Linked DNA regions of Homo sapiens: region 1 is linked to region 2. A link is a contact called in ENCODE Hi-C or POLR2A ChIA-PET data. All regions are on one chromosome and are shown on one strand. Each heading gives the region's core, a stretch centred on a gene start or an enhancer-like site at or near the end of the contact. The rest is flanking DNA. Distances are from core to core; before and after follow the strand shown. Region 1 holds the start of ZNF493 (zinc finger protein 493). Region 2 holds the start of ZNF101 (zinc finger protein 101).

Evidence for each region. A loop is a pair of places that touch in the nucleus more often than their neighbours do. ChIA-PET counts read pairs that join two places held with the same protein, here RNA polymerase II (POLR2A). Pooled maps may share reads with other maps.
Region 1: a pooled map shows a loop between it and region 2 (8-fold over the local background). The contact joins the promoter of ZNF493 here to the promoter of ZNF101 in region 2. A Hi-C loop is called at or near these places in 1 of 37 single-sample maps with no recorded cell type and 7 of 50 pooled maps. POLR2A ChIA-PET finds 5 or more read pairs at or near these places in 2 of 52 experiments (CD4-positive, alpha-beta T cell and activated B cell).

What each region holds. Positions count from the first base shown.
Region 1 is chr19:21,393,548-21,398,962 of GRCh38, reverse strand. It overlaps ZNF493 (zinc finger protein 493), which reads right to left and starts at 1,830. Exons shown (of 4, transcript NM_001076678.3): 1 at 1,696-1,830. The coding sequence starts at 1,725. RefSeq lists a silencer at 1,553-1,791.
Region 2 is chr19:19,664,679-19,670,240 of GRCh38, reverse strand. ZNF101 (zinc finger protein 101) reads right to left here and starts at 1,402. Exons shown (of 4, transcript NM_033204.4): 1 at 1,275-1,402. The coding sequence starts at 1,277. RefSeq lists enhancers at 581-1,146, 1,147-1,713 and a silencer at 993-1,192.

The DNA of each region.
Region 1 (5,415 bases), core at 581-3,080, 1.7 Mb before region 2:
AGTTTTGTTTTTGTTCTTGTTGTTTGTCTTTTGGGATACTATTTTTTGGGCCACAAATTTTTCACTTTTTTTTTTTTACTCTTTTTCTTTTACTATATTAATTTCACTATTTTTCTGCCCCCTTAGAGAATCCAGGGGGCAGAAATTATTTCTGTGTTTTCCCCTCATTACCAGCATCTGATTGGCTGACCAGCAATTTGTCTCCAAGAAATGGAAGCCTGGTTGAGGGAAGGCAATTTTAACATTTCAAAGGGTTACCCGTTTCAAAATAAGAGTACACCGGAAGATTCCCCTCAGCCCCAGAATATCCACTTGCTCCCTTGAGAGGATACACTCCATACCTCAGGTCATCTTATGGGAGAAAATAAACCAGAAGCTGAGATCCAATGGACACTCTAGCTAACATAACCATGGCAGTTATCTTGGTTTATCCCCAGATAGTACTGAAACCCATGACCAGGAAAAAACCAAAGGGTGGCTGAGGACACATCACCCCATAGATTTTCCAAAGGAGAACTTCGACCCAAAAACATTCTGGTAACATCTCTGTGCCTAGACAAGATGAAAGCAAAAGAGACAGAGATTTACTACAATGCAGTGTCAGGGTATTATTATTTGCCTTCTTTTCATGGGAAATATTTACAAACAGATAACAAATCTCTTTAAATGCACCATTTAACCATTTAATGCTTTGCCAAAAAAATAATTAAAATATGGTATAAAAAAGTACAGTAAAAGACAAATAGGCGATAATGTGAATTAGGGAGGAAAAGGTGGCATTTAGGAACGTCAGAGGAAACTGGAAATTATCTTACTGCAAGCCAGAGTGAGGCCGGAGAAATGGGGGATTGGTTCCAAGACTCTGCTTGGGACACAGGTGAAAAATACAGCAGAAAATCAGTTCCCTGTGGAGTGTGAAAATAATTAAGTGGCAGGCAATTAGACTGAGGTATTTCTAGTCCCTGAATTCTTACTTTAAAAAAAAAATCTAACTCAGGTGCATTATTTTTAATTACTACATTCAGAGAAACAAAATTCAGGCTTCAGCAACTGTAAACTGCCAATTAAGCTCTGATTACATAACCAGGAAATTTTCACCTTTAACGCACATATTAAGAAACCATGTAACTGTACCTAACCAATTAGTAAATTTGGTTTCTTCATCATGCATTTTATAAAAGACTTTCCTTCAAGCCTCTCCCACAGACCACAAACTACAAACCATAGCTGGGTGCTCTACAATTCTAGAACCACTCTTTGATTACATTCTTTAATATTTTTGCAGTGACGCCCATAAATTTTTAATAGGAGAAAATAGCAACTGGGAACCCCACGGACCAAAGCTCTTCCCATTCATGAACCCGCACCCCAAGTCAGGATTCTCCCCTGATGACCCTCCCGTGGTCCCCGCACAATCTGAGAAAGACGCGGCGCTGCGGGTGCAGAACTGCCAGAGAGGACTCCAGGCAGGGCACAGTCACAGTGCAGGGAAGAGACAGGACGCCCGGGGCCCCGGCTGTTGGCGCAGCCGCCAACTTACGGCTGAAGGAGACTGAGGCCGAGCTGGGCAAGGAGAACTCAGGGAGCAGATTGTGGAGCTGACTGCGGGGAGGCCTGAGTCCCGCCACAGCCACTTCCCACCGGTTCCGAGCAACTCCTTCCCCTCTCTCGTGATGTCGGACCCAGCACTCTCACCATGTCTAGGCTTTCAGGGGGTCCTGGCATCTTAGCTATGGATTTCCCAGTATCTTCAGGTCACGAAGCCACACACGCTGAGGACACAGAGCAGTGAAGGGTAGACCTGGAGCTCCGGCAGCAGAGAGAAACAATGGCCCAGCCACATCCCGGAAGCCGTCCTCGCCGCTCCAAATGTGTGCCTAATTGGACGGTTCCCAGTTCTGCGTGTCTGATTGGATACGGTTTAAGGGCCCGCCCCTTCAGGCCCTGAGTGACAGAAGATATGACCAAATGCTGGGCGGAGTGAAGAAAGAGTGATAGCCTAGGCTGCAGCCTTTTCAGGCAGGGCTTCCTCCCTGAGCTGAGCCAGGCACACCTTAGAGGGTATTTTCCCTTAACCTTGTGTATAAGGTCATAAGCACTTATAAATAATATATGGCTATTCACAAATTTAAAAAAATAATTATTTTAAAATTTCAGCTTTTATGACCTTCCTGGCTCCTAGTCCTTTGAACTAGCAGCCTGAGATTTTTAAAAGGAGCCAATCTTATGAAATAAGATGTGAGCCACATGTGAATTTTAAATTTTCTAGTAGCCAGACTTTAAAAATAAAGAAGGGCCGGGCGCAGTGGCTCACGCCTGTAATCCCAGCACTTTGGGAGGCCGAGGCGGGTGGATCGCCTGAGGTCAGGAGTTTGAGACCAGCCTGGCCAACATGATGAAACCCCGTCCCTACTAAAAATAAGAAAAAATAACCAGGCGTGGTGGTGGGCGCCTGTTATCCCAGCTACTCGGGAGGCTGAGGCAAAATAATCGCTTGAACCCGGGAGGTGGAGGGAGGCAGAGGTTGCAGTGAGCCGAGATCGCCCCACTGCACACTCCAGCCTGGTCAACAAGAGTGAAACTCCATCTCAAGAAAAAAAAAGAAGAGAGAAAGAGAGAGAGAGAAAGAAAGAGTGAAAGAGAGAGAGAGAGAAGGAAAGAGGGAAGGAAGGAAAAGGAAGGAAGGAAAAAGAAGAAAGAAAAGTGAAGAGAAGAGAAGAAAGAAAATAAAAGTGAAAGAAAAGAAAGCCGGGTGTAGTGTCCCATGCCTGTTATCTCAGCACTTGGGGAGGCCGAGGCAGGCGGATCACCCGAGGTCAGGAGTGCAAGACCAGCCTAGCCAACATGGTGAAACCCCGTCTCTACAAAAATACAAAAATTATCTGGGTATGATGGCAGGTGCCTGTAATCCCAGCTAATAGAGAGGCTGAGGCAGGAGAATCACTTAAACCCAGGAGGCAGAGGTTGAGGTGAGCCAAGATCACGCCATTGCACTCCAGTCTGGGAAACAGAGCAAGACTCCATCTCAAAAATAAAAAAATTTTAAAAAGAAGGAGAAGAAACAGGTGAAATTCATTGTAACAATTTAATTAACCCAATATATCCAAAATATTATCATTGTAATATGTGAGCAATATGTAAAGATTAATGAAGTATATATATATTTGGAACTGTATCTTTGAAACTAACTCTGTATTTTACCTTTCTAGCAAATTGCAGCGACATTCCAGGCACCCAGTAGCCGGCCATACATGGCCAATAGCTGTTGTATTGAATGTGTCAGCTCTGACGTCAGGAAGGTGAAGGGTCTGAACGTCCATATTCTGCCAGTGGTGAGGGGACAGCCTCTCTCTACCAAAGTCTCTGTGCTGTTCCGAGGGTGGAACAGATAGTGGCCATAGAAAGGTCAGAAGATATCAAGAATAAAATCACCACAGGTAGACCACTGCTGGCCACCTGTTGCCCACCTTTCTTCTAAAGATCATACAGTGAACAAAGAATGATAGGGCCACCAGGCGCGGTGGCTCACGCCTATAATCCCAGCACTCTGGGAGACCGAGGTGGGCGGATCACTTGAGGTCAAGAGTTCGAGACCAGCATGGACAACATGGTGAAACCCGGTCTCTACTAAAAATATATACACTGGCTGGGCGTGGTGGCGTATGCCTGTAATCCCAGCTACTCAGGAGGCCGAGGCAGGAGAATCACTTAAACCTGGGAGGCAGAATTTGCAGTGAGCCCAGATCTTGCCACTGTATTCCAGCCTGGGCAACAGAGCGGGACTCCGTCTCAAAAAAAAAAAAAAAAAAAAAGCCTGGGCACGGTAGCTGTCGCCTGTAATCCCAGCACTTTGGGAGGCTGAGGTGGGCAGATCACAAGATCAGGAGTTCGAGACCAGCCTGGCCAATATGGTGAAACCCCATCTTTATTAAAAATACAAAAATTAGCCGTGCATGGTGGTGGGTGACTTTAATCCCAAGCTACTCAGGAGGCTGAGGCAGGAGAATCGCTAGAATCTGGGAGACAGAATTTGCAGTGAGCCCAGATCTTGCCACTGCACTCCAGCCTGGGTGACAGAGCGGGACTCCGTCTCAAAAAAAAAAAAAAAAAAAAAAAAAAAAAAGCCTGGGCATGGTAGCTCACGCCTGTAATCCCAGCACTTTGGGAGGCTGTAATCCCAGCACTTTGGGAGGCTGAGATGGGCAGACCACAAGGTCAGGAGTTCGAGACCAGCCTGGCCAATATGGTGAAACCCCATCTCTACTAAAAATACAAAAATTAGCCGTGCACGGTGGTGGGTGACTTTAATCCCAAGCTACTCAGGAGGCTGAGGCAGGAGAATCACTAGAATCTGGGAGGCGGAGCCGAGATCGCGCCACTACACTCCAGCCTGGGCAACAGAGCAAGACTCTGTCTTAAAACAAAACAAAACAAAAAAATGATAGGGCTACATGAGAAGAAAACTCCATGTCTTCAAATTTGTCCACAGCCTTGAGCTTTCATGTTTAGACATGAAGAAAATAGATTAAAGGCAAACTTTTTTTTTTTTTTTTTTTTTGAGACGGAGTCTCGCTGTGTGCCCAGGCTGGAGTGCAGTGGTGTGATCTTGGCTCACTGCAAGCTCTGCCTCCCGGGTTCACGCCATTCTCCTGCCTCAGCCTCCCTACAATATCATTTTAAAATCTTGACTTTATCTATAAATATCCTCTTTTGTGTTTAATATTTTTATTGCTCTTAAAATAACTTTTTCTACTTTATTAATATGTTCAAAGAACAACACTGATTTTACTGGCCATGTTATTATTCCCAAGTGATAGATGAGACAGAGAGGTTAAGAAGTTTGCCCGGCCAGGAGAGGTGGCTCAGGCCTGTAATCCCAGGACTTTGGGAGGCCAAGGAGGGCAGATCATCTGAGGTCGGGAGTTCGAGACCAGCCTGGCCAACATGGTGAAACCCCGTCTCTACTAAAAATACAAAAATTAGCCTGGTGTGGTGGAAGGCACCTGTAATCCCAGCTACTTGGGAAGCTGAGGCAGGAGAATTGCTTGAACCCAGGAGGCAGAGGTTGCAGTGAATCGAGATTGCACCATTGCACTCCAGCCTGGGCAACACAGCAAGACTCCATTTCAAAAACAAAAACAAACAAACAAACAACAAACAAACAAACAAACAAAAACAACTTGCCCAAGGTTTTACAGGTACTTTGAGCCTGCTCTTATAACCATCAAACACACTATCTCACCCAAGGAAACACACATGCAATACTACTTCGAAAGGTACATAAAATCACACATACACATGCAAATCTTTGTAAAGATAAAACAAACTTATATAGAGTTTGTCTGCAAAAGGGCACTGAGGTTGAGTGTAGTGATTTTCACATGATACCAGCATTCTCTTTGTTGTTGTTGTTTC
Region 2 (5,562 bases), core at 153-2,652:
ACCCCACCCCCAAGGGCCAGCAGGGAATCCCTCTGGAATTTCCTAAGGAAACTTCTTTTCAAAAGACAAGAACTCCTCCCTAGGAGGCTCATCAAACAACCAGGAAAGATTAACCACGCCAGGACAGACTTTTCACCCGTTCTTCCGAGGGCAGCTGGAAGAAGTCCCTGGACGGTCCTGAAACCCAGGACCAGAAAGATAGGAGGGTGGGCTGAGGACCCAATACCCTGTGAAGTTCCCAAGAGAAGCCTCCACCCAAAGACTGTCTGATAAGGTGGCCGCGCCTAGGGAAGGTAAAAAGAGGGCAGGCACAGTGATTTTTTTTTTTTAACATCGGAGTGTCAGGGGGTTATTTTCTGCTTTGCTCGCATGTGAAATGTTCACAAACGGAAAATGAACTTTTTAAGAAGTGCCATCTAGGGCTCCTTGGAAAAGATGACAGTTAAAACACTGGGTCTTGCCAGGCGCAGTGGCTCAAGCCTGTAATCCCAGCACTTTGGGAGACCGAGGCAGGCAGATACCTGAGATCAGGACTTCAGCACGGCCAACATGGTGAACCTGTCTCTACTGAAAATACAAGTTAGCCGGACGTGGTGGCGGGCACCTGTAATTCCAGCTACTCAGGAGGCTGAGGCAGGAGAATCACTTGAACCCGGAAGACGGAGGCTGCAGTGAGCCCAGACAGTGCCACTGCACTCCAGCCTGGGCGACAGAGTGAGACTCCGTCTCAAAAATAATAGAAATAATGATAATAATAATAATGTGAAGTGGATGTACTGGAGGGAGAACTTAGGGTTGGGGAATGCGGGGAAATTTAGGGATTTACTGCAGCCCTGGGAGGAGCGAAGCTGGGGGACGGGGTCGTGGGTTTGAAACCCAGCTTCCCACACCTTTGGAAGACTCCGAAGGAAACGGGGACCGCCTAAGGGAGGAGGAACTGGGGACCCCACAGGCCACGGCTCCTCCCGCACGAACCCCACACCCGAGGCGGGATTCCCCCTAAGACCCTCCTGAGGCCCCCGCACGATCTGGGGAGACGCGGGGCTGCGGGCGCGGAGCTGCCCTGAGAGGGCTCCGGGGCCGGGACAGGACACCCGGGGTCCCGGCGGCTGGTCCAGCTCCACCCGGCGACCGAGGGGACCAAGGGTCGAGCTGCGCCTGGGGGACTCGGGTCCCAGACCCCCACAGTCGCCGCGGGGAGGCCCAGGTCCAGCCACTGCCGGTTCCGACCAGCTCCTCCTCAGGTCTCCGGACGCCCGGCTCCGCACGCTCACCATTTCCGGCTTCCGGGTGTCCTGGGTCCTTCCTGGGGCTGGAGCAGCCAGAACAGGTCCCACACGACAAAATCAGCCGTATCCGGGGCACCAGGGGCTCCCCGAGGAACTAAAACCCGGACCCGAATGGGGGGCCGGCGGGAAATGAGACCGCTTCGGGCTTTGGAAGTTGCCCCTCCTCCCGGCGCACCTGATTGGACAGTTTGCCGCACAGCGCCTCTGACTGGCTGGTGCCCCAGGTCCCGCCCCTGGGGCTTGAGCGACAGGAGAGGTGATCGGAATCCTCAAATAATCCGCTCGCTGTGTGGGGTGTGACTGACAGGTGCTACCCACAGCCCCTCGCTGGGACCTTGGACCTGGACTTGCATGGAAGCAGAACTTGCTCCCGTTAGGGTCAACCCAACCAGACTGTTCCCCTCCTTCCCCCATCAGTCTTACAATACAGTCCTTTGTGACCGCCACACAACTCCCCCCGGGCTAGAAGTAGACCTCCTCCCCACTGACCCTTCCAGTAACTGTTTGTTCAAAAGACTTCAGCTGAACCGGCAGACAGTTCCAGGATGCGGTCACAACACCTGCCCACCTTGCATAACAAAGCTGGCAAAAACATCTCCAGGATGCGGTCAGGACACCTGCACCCCCGACTCAGTTCTCACACCCCAGCCCAGTTCCTCGCCCTATAAAGCCCTGCTGTAGTCTGTAAGCGGGGCTGCCTCCTCTAACTGTGGGGGAGCAGCCCAGCAGGTTAATAAAACTTACTTGACTGACTTCAGGTCTCTTCGTCCTTTCGGCTGACCTTACAGCTCCTGGTTTTCCGGAGCAGGCCCTGTCGGCTTCCTGTACTCAGTGGGTCCTTCCTGCTGCTTTTTTTTTTTTTTTTTGAGACGGAGTTTCGCTCTTGTTGCCCAGGCTGGAATGCAATGGCACGATCTCAGCTAACTGCAACCTCCGCTTTCCGGTTTCAAGCGATTCTCCTGCCTCAGCCTCCCGGGTAGCTGCGATTACAGGCGCCCACCACCACTCCCGGCTAATTTTTGTATTTTTAGTAGAAATGGGGTTTCACCATGTTGGCCAGGCTGGTCTCGAACTCCTGATCTCGTGATCCGCCGGCCTCGGCCTCTCAAAGTGCTGGGATTACAGGCGTGAGCCACCGCGCCCAGCCGCCTCCTGCTTCTTTTTCCGGAACACCGGTCACATGAGTGTGCACGGAATTCCAGACTCCGTGTTCAGTGAAGCCATCCCTCCACCTTGGAGCTGGAGAGACTCCCAGGTCACAATGGAACAGGTAGGAGGCCCTGATGTCCTCCAGAGATCAGGAATTTATGAGGCTATTGGTCCCATGGCCAAGGCTTCCTACACGTTACTTCTTCTCAGGCTACTCCTTTTCAGCCAAGAAAATAAAAACATGCCTTAAAGGGAACAAAATTATTAAATGCAGGGAAAAACTGGAGTAAACCACTTTTTTTTTCTTTTTTTTTGAGACGGAGTCTGGCTCTGTCGCCCAGGCTGGAGTGCAGTGGCACGATCTCAGCTCATTGCAACCTCTGCCTCCCAGGTTCAAGAGATTCTCTTGCCTCAGCCTCCCGAGTCCGAGTAGCTGGAACTACAGGCATGTGCCACCATGCCCGGCCAATTTTTTTTTTTTTTTTTTTTTTTTGTATTTTTAGTAGAGACGGGGTTTCACCGTGTTAGCCAGGATGGTCTCGATCTCCTGAACTCGTGATCTGCCCGCCTTGGCCTCCCAAAGTGCTGGGATTACAGGCATGAGCCACCGTGCCCGGCCTGGAGTAAACATTCTATAAAGGTATTGCTACCAGAAAGGGGTCCAGTCCCAGACTCCAAGAGCAGAAGCTTGGACCTTGTATGGGAAAGAATTAATATTGGAGAAAAAACTGAAAAAGTAAGTATATCGAACTGTATCATGGGACAGAAACATGTCATTCCTATTTTTACTGAAGATTATCTTATTTGATACTATGTGATTATTAAGTCCTATTACATTTCCTTTCTCCTTTTACGAAGTCATGTATCTTAATAATATGCAGCCGGGCACGGTGGCTCAGCCTGTAATCCCAGCACTCTGGGAGGCCCAGGCAGGCGGATCATGAGGTCAGGAGTAGGAGACCAGCCTGCCCAACATGGTGAAACACCGTCTCTACTAAAATTACAAAAATTAGCCAGGTGTGGTGGCGCATGCCTGTAATCCTAGCTACTAAGAAGGCTGAGGCAGGAGAACTGCTTGAACCCAGGAGGAGGAGGTTGCAGTGAGCCGAGATCACAGCATTGCGCCTGGGCGACAGAGCATGACTCCATCTCAAAAAAAAAAAAAAAAAAAAAAAAAAAAAAAAAAAAAAAAAAACCAGAGCCGGGCCCGGTGGCTCACGCCTGTAATCCCAGCACTTTGGGAGTCCGAGGCGGGTGGATTACGAGGTCAGGAGTTCAAGACTCAGCCTGGCCAAGAAGGTGAAACCCCGTCTCTACTAAAAATACAAAAAATTAGCTGGGTGCAGTGGCAGGCGCCTGTAATCCCAGCTACTCGGGAGGCTGAGGCAGGAGAATCGCTTGAACTCCGAGGGCAGAGGTTGCAGTGAGCTGAGATCACGCCACTGCACTCCAGCCTCCAGCCTGACAACAGAGTGAGACTCCGTCTCAAAAAAAAAAAAAAAAAAAAAAACCAGAATATGCAGTGGGTGGCCGCAGCGGGTCACACCTGTAGCACTTTGGGAAGTCGAGGCAGGCAGATCTCTTGAGGCCAGGACAGGAGTTCCAGACCAGCCTGGCCAACATGGTGAAACCCTGTCTCTCCTAAAAATACAAAAATTAGCAGGCATGGTGGTTCATGCCTGTAATTCCAGCTACTAAGGAGGCTGAGGCAGGAGAATCATTTGAACCCAAGAGGCAGAGGTTGCAGTGAGCCTAGATTGCAACACTGCACTCCAGCTTGGGCAAGAGTGAGACTCCGTCCCAAGAAAACAAAACAAGACTAGGACTGGGCACCGTGGCTCACACCTGTAATCCTAGCACTTTGGGAGACTGAGGCGGCCAGATCATTAGAGGCCATGAGTTTGAGACCAGACTGGCCAACATGGCGAAACCCGTCTCTACTAAAAACACAAAACATTAGACTGGGAGCGCTGGCTCACACCTGTAATCCTAGCACTTTGGGAGACCAAAGTGGGCGGATCACAAGGTCAGGAGTTCGAGACCAACCTGGCCAACATAGTGAAACCCCATCTCTACTGAAAATACAAAAAATTAGCCAGGCATGGTGGCACGCGCCTGTAGTCCCAGCTACCCGGGAGGCTGAGGCAGGAGAACCGCTGGAACCCAGGAGGCGTAGGTTGCAGTGAGCTGAGATCGCACCACCGCACTCCAGCCTGGGCAACAGAGTGAGACTCCGTCTAAAAAAAAAAGTACAAAAATTAGCCGGAGCGGTGGCATGCGCCTGTAATCCCAGTTACTTGGGAGGCTGAAATGGGAGAATCGATTGAACTCGGAAAGTGGAGTTTGCAGTGAGCGGACATCGCGCCACTGCACTCCAGCCTGGGCGACAGAGTGAGACTTCATCTCGAAAAATTAAAAAAAGAATATGCAACAATATAAGCTACAAAATTTAAATATCCAATAAATTTTAAGTTTAAATAAATTTGCTGTATCAGAGGACAAAAAGAAACATAAAATAGTTACTGTTTGTCACACATACTGTTTAATCCTACTAATTGGTACTGTTAAGTAGTCCTATTGTGGTTTTGTTCAAATAGCATTTATGCAACAGTACAGTTAATAATATAGAACTATATAATTTCTTTTTTTTTTTTTTTTCAGACAGAGTCTCGCTCTGTCGCCCAGGCTGGAGTGCAGTGGCGCGATCTCGGCTCACTGCAAGCTCCGCCTCCCAGGTTCAGGCCATTCTCCTGCCTCAGCCTCCCGAGTAGCTGGGACTACAGGCGCCTGCAACCACGCCCGGCTAATTTTTTGTATTTTTAGTAGAGACGGGGTTTCACTGTGTTAGCCAGGACGGTCTCGATCTCCTGAACTCGTGATCCGCCCGCCTCGGCCTCCCAAAGTGCTGGAATTACAGGGGTGAGCCACCGCGCCCGGCCTAGAAGTATATAATTTCAAGTAAACACCAGTTTTTCATTTTTTATGTTAAAGTGGTAATTTCTTTTTTTTTTTTTTTTTTTTTTTGGAGACAGAGTCTCGCTCTGTCGCCCAGGCTGGAGGGCAGTGGCACAATCTCCGCTCACTGCAAGCTCTGCCTCTCCAGTTCGCGCCATTCTGCCTCAGG